2 separate regions of the Homo sapiens genome follow, and region 2 is linked to region 1. A link is a contact called in ENCODE POLR2A ChIA-PET data. All regions are on one chromosome and are shown on one strand. The core of a region is the stretch at or near the end of the contact, and the rest is flanking DNA. Distances in the headings are between cores, read along the strand shown. Region 1 has its middle 26 kb from the start of PTP4A2. Region 2 holds the start of EIF3I (eukaryotic translation initiation factor 3 subunit I).

The links. ChIA-PET counts read pairs that join two places held with the same protein, here RNA polymerase II (POLR2A).
Region 2: POLR2A ChIA-PET joins it to region 1 with 15 read pairs in activated T-cell. The contact joins the promoter of EIF3I here to the enhancer-like site in region 1. POLR2A ChIA-PET finds 5 or more read pairs at or near these places in 4 of 52 experiments (IMR-90, activated CD8-positive, alpha-beta memory T cell, activated T-cell and 1 more).

What each region holds. Positions count from the first base shown.
Region 1 is chr1:31,962,753-31,966,105 of GRCh38, reverse strand. No RefSeq gene overlaps it. Among named protein-coding and RNA genes, the nearest start is that of PTP4A2, 26 kb to the right of the region's middle. Within about 2 kb of position 1,870, at least 2 of the 41 ENCODE cell types and tissues checked have a DNase peak (open chromatin) inside an H3K27ac peak, as active enhancers do.
Region 2 is chr1:32,221,157-32,224,798 of GRCh38, reverse strand. It overlaps EIF3I (eukaryotic translation initiation factor 3 subunit I), which reads right to left and starts at 2,392. Exons shown (of 11, transcript NM_003757.4): 1 at 2,355-2,392; 2 at 2,169-2,261; 3 at 678-765; 4 at 324-389. The coding sequence starts at 2,357. TMEM234 (transmembrane protein 234) reads left to right here and starts at 2,446. Exons shown (of 5, transcript NM_019118.5): 1 at 2,446-2,492; 2 at 2,781-2,932; 3 at 3,602-3,642. The coding sequence starts at 2,477. RefSeq lists enhancers at 2,064-2,697, 1,974-3,173.

The DNA of each region.
Region 1 (3,353 bases), core at 621-3,120:
AGAGGGAGTTTTGCTCTTGTTGCCCAGGCTGGAGTGCAATGGCATAATCTTGGCTCACTGCCACCTCTGCCTCCCAGGTTCAAGCAATTCTCCTGCCTTGGCCTCCCAAGTAGCTGGGACTACAGGCGCCCACTACCACGCCCAGCTAAGTTTTGTATTTTTAGTAGAGACGGGGTTTCGCCATGTTCGCCAGGCTGGTCTCGATCTCTTGAGCTCAAGTGATCTGCCTGCTTTGGCCTCCCAAAGTGCTGGGATTACAGGTGTGAGCCACTGTGCCCAGCCTCATTTTTTTTTTTTTTAGAGTCTTACTCTGTCACCCAAGCTGGAGTGCAGTGGCGTGATCAGAGCTCACTGCAGTGTCAACCTCCTAGCCTCAAGCGATCCTCCCACCTTAGCCTCCTGAGTAGCTGGGACTACCGGTGCACACCACCGCACCTCAGCTAATTTTTTGTATTTTTTTGTATAGAAGAACTTTCGCCACGTTGCCCAGGATGGTCTCAAACTCCTCAGTGCAAGCAGTCCACGCACCTTGGGCTCCCAAAATGATGGAATTTCAGCCGTGAGCCACTGTGCCTGACCCTTTTTTTTTTTTTTTTAAGGCTAGTTAAGTCAAGTGAAGCTGTGGGAGTGGAAAAGGAATAAAGAAATATTTTAAACAGTTGCATACTATTCCATTTTAGTAAATGACTGTCCTACTGAAGGATGTTTAGATTCTGTCTCTGTTTTTTTTTTTTTTGAAACAGAGTTTCTCTCATCTAGGGTAGAGTGCAGTGGTGCAGTCTCAGCTCACTGCAACCTCTGCCTCCCAGGTTCAAGCGATTCTCTCGCCTCAACCTCCCGAGTAGCTGGGATTACAGGTGCCTGCCACCACACCCAGCTAATTTTTTTGCTTTTTTGTTGTATTTTTTCGGGGTTTTTTTTGGGGCGGAGTCTTACTCTGTCACCCAGGCTGGAGTGCAGTGGCGCGATCTCGGCACACTGCAACCTCTGCCTCCCGGGTTCAAGCAATTCTCCTGCTTCAGCCTCCCGAGTAGTTGGGATTGCAGGCATGTACCACCATGCCCAGCTAATTTTTGTATTTTTAGTAGAGACGGGGTCTCACCATGTTGGCCAGGCTACTCTCCAACTACTGACCTCAAATGATCCACCTGCCTCGGCCTCCCAAAGTGCTGGGATTACAGGCGTGAGCCACCATGCCTGGCCATTTTTTTGTATTTTTAGTAGAAACAGGGTTTTACCCTGTTGGCCAGGCTGTTCTCAAACTCCCAACCTCAGGTGATGCACCTGCCTCGGCTTCCCAAAATGCTGGGATTACAGGCGCCCAGCCTAAATTCTCTTTTGCTGTAGCAAACATCCTTGTGTTAATTTCTTTGGACATGCCAAATTGCCTTGGGAAATACTTTGAAAAGTAAAAAGAACCATACAAGGGCAAGGGCTTTTATGATTAGGATGATTGTTGTTGTTTTCCTGCAACTTTGCCTTCTCTGCAGTCTGAAACCCCAAGTTCTGACCATGAGTGCTCTCTCTAGTGGACAGGCGTGCTCTCCATCACTTGCTCTAGCTGTCAGAAAAGAGTGTCTCCTGAAAGTCTCTGGCTTGGAATAGACAGCATTGTTCAGATAGGTTTGCAGTCTTTAGGCTTAGGCTGCTAAACCCTGATTATGGCCCGTTTTGGGATGGGGTGCTGGGCTACTGATGCTGGTGTGCAGCACATTAACTGCAGGGATAGCCAGAGGTCACACTTCTGGGGATGACCTTGACTTTCAGAGTAGACTGGGTGAGCGGTATTTTGCTAGATCAAGCTCTGACCTGTTCTGACCACAAGAGGACAGTAGTGAGCTGCCTAGCGCTTCTGCCAGGCTCATGGAAGGCCCTTCCTATACAGGGAGTGTCTGTCTGGAGTAGCTCCCTGCAGGACTGGGCAGCCAGGTAAATTCTCCTCTTCCTGAAGAATGAAGGTATGTGCTGGTCGTGGTGGCTCATGCCTGTAATCCCAGCACTTTGGGAGGCCGAGGTGGGCGGATCACCTGGAGTTGGGAGTTCCAGACCACCCCGACAAACATGGAGAAACCCCGTCTCTACTAAAAATACAAAATTAGTTGGGTGTGGTGCCTGTAATCCCAGCTGCTTAGGAGGCTGAGATGGGAGAATCGCTTGAACCCAGGAGGCTGAGGTTGCGGTGAGCCGGAGATCGCGCCATTGCACTCCAACCTGGGCAACAAGAGTGAAACTCAGTCTCAAAAAAAACAAAAACAAAAACAAAAGAAGAAGAAGGAAGGTATGGTAGAGGAAATCTGGTCGAATGTGATTTGAGGACAATATAGGAGAAAGTAAAATCAAGGTGGACTCCTCATGAAAATAGCTTCATTTTTTTTCCTCATAAATATAATGTATGCAGATTATAAAAACTTCAAATAATACATAAAAGTACAAAGAAGAAGCCAGGCGGGGTGGCTCATGCCTGTAATCCCAGCACTTTGGGGGGCTGAGGCGGGAGGATCACGAGGTCAGGAGATCGAGACCATCCTGGCCGACATGGTGAAACCCTCTCTACTAAAAATACAAAAATTAGCCGGGAGTGGTGCTATGCACCTGCAGTCCCAGCTTCTCAGGAGGCTGAGGCAGGAGAATCACTTGAATCTGGGAGTCGGATGTTGCAGTGAGCCAACATCACACCATTGCACTCCAGCCTGGGCGACAGAGCAAGACTCCGTCTCAAAAAAGAAAAAAATAAATACTAAGAAGAAGAGAAAGATCTCCTGAAGTGTCATGGCCTGAAATAACCGCTGTTCAAATTTTTGGCAATACTTTTGTTTTTTCGAGTTTTTTGTGGCAATTTTTTTTTGAGCGGTAGCAAGGTTTATTGTGAAGAGTGAAAGGACAAAGCTTCCACAGCGTGGAAGGGGATCCAAGCAGGTTGCCCTTTTTTTGGCAATATTTTTGAAACCTGCATTTTGTACTCGGAAAATGTTGTGGATATCTATCTTTGTAAATACCTTTAATGTTAGAGGCCTCAGGACTTGTACTTGCATAAATGCTTCTTAAGTTTTTCCACCCAGTAACCCCAGAGGCAGAAAAGATGAATGCTGTGCCAGACAGGTAATGCATGAGACTGTGTGTAGGGTCTGAAATGTACGAGAGCAACAGAACCTTCTTTGAAATACTGGGCTTTCACCTTAAACATTCAGACAAATTCTGCAGTATACCCCATAACATTTTGAATTCTGTTCATTAGTTGTTTTCATTTAAAAATAATTCTGTCCTTTCTCCTCCAAATCTGTATAACTGTCTATTGTATGAAGGTATCATCATTAATAAGCAAACAGTGTTGGACACTTAAGTCACTTCCAGTT
Region 2 (3,642 bases), core at 1,143-3,642, 260 kb before region 1:
TGGGGCTGGCTGAGACAGGAGAATCCCTTGAACCCGGGAGACAGAGGTTGCAGTGAGCCGAGATAGTGCCATTGCTCTCCAGCCTGGGTGACAGTGAGACTCTGTCTCCAAAATAAGAAAAAGAAAAAAAAAAAAAAAAAGAAAACTTAATCTATGCTTCCTCTACCATGGCGTGTATTTTCTCATCTATCTTTCTTGTCTCTTATTCCCTAGACTGGAAACTATCTATGGATTTCATCTCTATTTTCCTAGGACCTGTTTACTCAAACAGGTACACTGTAGGTCCTCAATATTTGCTAAAAAGGTGAATGAACCCAGCTTACCTGTTTCACAGTCCCAGAGACGACAGCTGTTGTCAGCTGAGCCAGTGAGGACATGCTTGGTGTCCCCTGAAGAGTTGTTAAGAAATATGACGAAGTTCACCCGAGCCCTTGTCCTCTTGGGATGCCAAGTGAATCATCTCCCTGTTCAGCCCCAAAGAGCCTTTCTACCCCTCTTACCTCCTTATCCAGAACTGGAATTTGTCCTGAATGTTTCCTCAGTCAGTGAAGAGACCAGGGAGTAGGAGGTATCGTTCTCTAGGCCCTCAACAGCACCCCCAACTCCCAACTCCCAACTCAGCCTCTCCATCGCTGACAGACCCTAGCAACACGGACTCAGACCCAAAATAAGGATACAGTCAGCGTCCACACACCACACAGCTCCGGTATGGCCCATGTAGGTGCCCAGCCTCTCACCATTCACAGAGTACCATACATTGACGATCTGGAAAAGTCAAACCACAGGATAGTACACATCCCAGTAAGAGCAATGGCTTCCTATTTTGCCCCAGGAACCCTCAGCAGCCTGTAGCAAGGCTGATTCTGCCCTCTTCTGTTTATTTCTTGGGAAACAGCAGGGAGCTGGTAAAAAGACCAACTCCTGGATTCTCCTCCCTTCCTGAAGGGAAGCAACAGAGGAGTCAGGCGGCTTGTAAAGGCATCCTCATTTGTTAGCTCCAGCTCTCCTGGGACTCCCAACGGCTCCAAAGAATAAAAGGCCAAGTTGAGCTCCAGTCCAGAAAAACAGTATCTCTGATGTCTTATCCAAGTGGGAGCAGCTGGTAGTAAGGAAGTCTGGGTTCTGGTGCCTGCTCTGCCACTGTCTCACTATATGATCTCAAATACAGTGCTTCTCTCCTCTGAACTTCAGTTTTCTCATCTTGAAAATGGCCAGGCCGGGTGTGGTGACTCATGCCTGTAATCCTAGCACTTTGGGAGGCCGAGGCAGGCGGATCACCTGAGGTCAGGAGTTCAAGACAAGCCTGTCCAACATGGTGAAACCCCATCTCTACTAAAGATACAAAAAATTAGCTGGGCATGGTGGCACGAGCCTGTAGTCCCAGCTACTAGGGAGGTTGAGGCAGGAGAATCGCTTGAACCTGGGAGGCAGAGGTTGCAGTGAGTCGAGATCGCGCCACTGCACTCCAGCCTAGGCGACAGAGCGAGACTCCGTCTCAAGAAAAAATAAAATAAAATGGCCAGGTGCCTCAAAAGGCAGTATCATGAGGGATTGTTTGGCATTGAGTAGCAGGATGGGATTGACTTAAAATGAGACTAGAGACACCCTCATTAAGTTCCCTGTGTCTGAATAACACAGCCTGCACCTATCCTGGTAGAAAGATTAGATTATCCCTAAAGGTCGCATCCCGTTCTCTGGGCAAGCTGACCCTCATCTTTATCCCCTTTCCACAGTGGTCTCTTGCTTTTCTTGGAGTGCAGTGGCACGATCTCAGCTCACCGCGCTCAAGCGATCCTCTCGTTTCAGACTCCGAAGTAGCTGAGACCACAGGCGCGAGGCCACCATGTCAGGCTAATTTTTTTGTGTGTAGAGATGGGTCTTACTACGTTGCTCAGGCTGGTCTCCAACTCCTGGGCTCAAGCGACCCTCCCACCTCGGCCTCTCAAAGTGCTGGGATTACAGGCGTGAGCCACCGCACTCGGCCAATAGAGTTCTTCCCCACCTTTCCCGGTAGAATACTTTCGCCAACCTACCCCCGGCATGGCCTCTCCCTACTTCTCACAATGGGCTGCTCTTTGGTTCCCCGCTAACGGCAAAACTGGCGTGTCCACCCATCGTCCTGGCAGAAGGATCCCGCCCCTCCCGGACCCCCTCCAGCCAACACTCACAGGGTCCTTGGCCACAGTAAAGAGGAGGTCTCCTTCGCGGTTATACTTAATCTGCGTAATGGACCGCTCATGGCCCTGCAGTAGGATCGGCTTCTGTGGGGACAAGACAGTAACGTCAGTGCTCGGAATTGGGCCCCAGCCTCAGCCCAGGACCCCCACTGCAATACCCCTAACTCTGAAACTCACCATCCCGGCTGTGACGCGAGGAAGGCCGCAACGTGAGTAAGACCGGAAAAGGTTTCGAGGTCACTTCCGGATTATGGGTCTCCGCCCCTTCGTTCCCGGAAGTAGAAGACAGCGGCGTTGCCATGGCGGCGTCTCTGGGTAGGTAGCCGGCCCCGCCCTTCCATGGATTTCCCGACCCTCGCCTCGAATTCATTTCCTGCTCCACATCCACCCTCTAACCCCGACCCCTGCTACAACCCCAGAGGCCGGACTCCTGGATTCATCTCCCTAGCTTCCCTGGGCCTGCCTTAGCCGCCAGTCGCAGCCGAGGCGAAGAGAGCGAAGGAGGGAAGTGGGGGCGGCTAGCTGGGGCTAGAAGGCCAGGAGAGGGCGGGGTGGGCGGCCGTTTGGGGTGGGGGTCAGGGTGACTCACTCGTCTGCATTCAGGGCAGGTGTTGGCTCTGGTGCTGGTGGCCGCTCTGTGGGGTGGCACGCAGCCGCTGCTGAAGCGGGCCTCCGCCGGCCTGCAGCGGGTTCATGAGCCGACCTGGGCCCAGCAGTTGCTACAGGAGATGAAGACCCTCTTCTTGAATACTGAGGTGCGTCTCTGTGAAAGGCCCCTCTCTCGGTGGAGTTGCCGCCAAGAATTTGGTCTTTGGAGTCAAACAGGTCTGGGTCAGCCCCACCACTTACTCACTAGAAATTCTCGGAAAAGTCAGTTGTCCTTGAGCCTCAGTTTCATCATCTGTAAATGGCGATTATAATAATAACCATCTGATAGGTCAGTTGCAGGAATTAGGTGAGATACGTAGAGCACTTAGCATTAGGCCTAGAACATAGTAAGTGCTCAATCTATGGCTGCCATTATTCACATTTTATTGTGATTCCTTCAGTTACATAAGGCAACATTTGTGAGCCTTTCCAGAGGGAGGGCTTGGGGCTCAAATTGGCCCTGCAGGGGAGGAGTTCAGAGGAGGAAGGCTGGAGCTGGAGGACTTGGGGAAGGCTTCCTGGAGGGGCTGACATTGGCTTCAAGGCCTTGCAGGATGGGAACTAGCAGAGGTGAGGGAGAGGGTAGTTTGAGCAAAGGCACAGACTTCAGTCTGTTTCCCTCTTTGCCCTGGAAGGATCCTCCTTAGAGGGATTAGTGTTCTCTGGGTCCTTATAACCCTGCCTCCCTCCAAGGAAAGACATTCGCTAGGAGCTCAAAGAAGGCAGTGCTGCTCAGTCAGGCCATCACACTGACTGCAGGTTTCTCCTCTTTCCAGTACCTGATGCCCTTTCTCCTCAACCAGTGTGGATCCCTTCT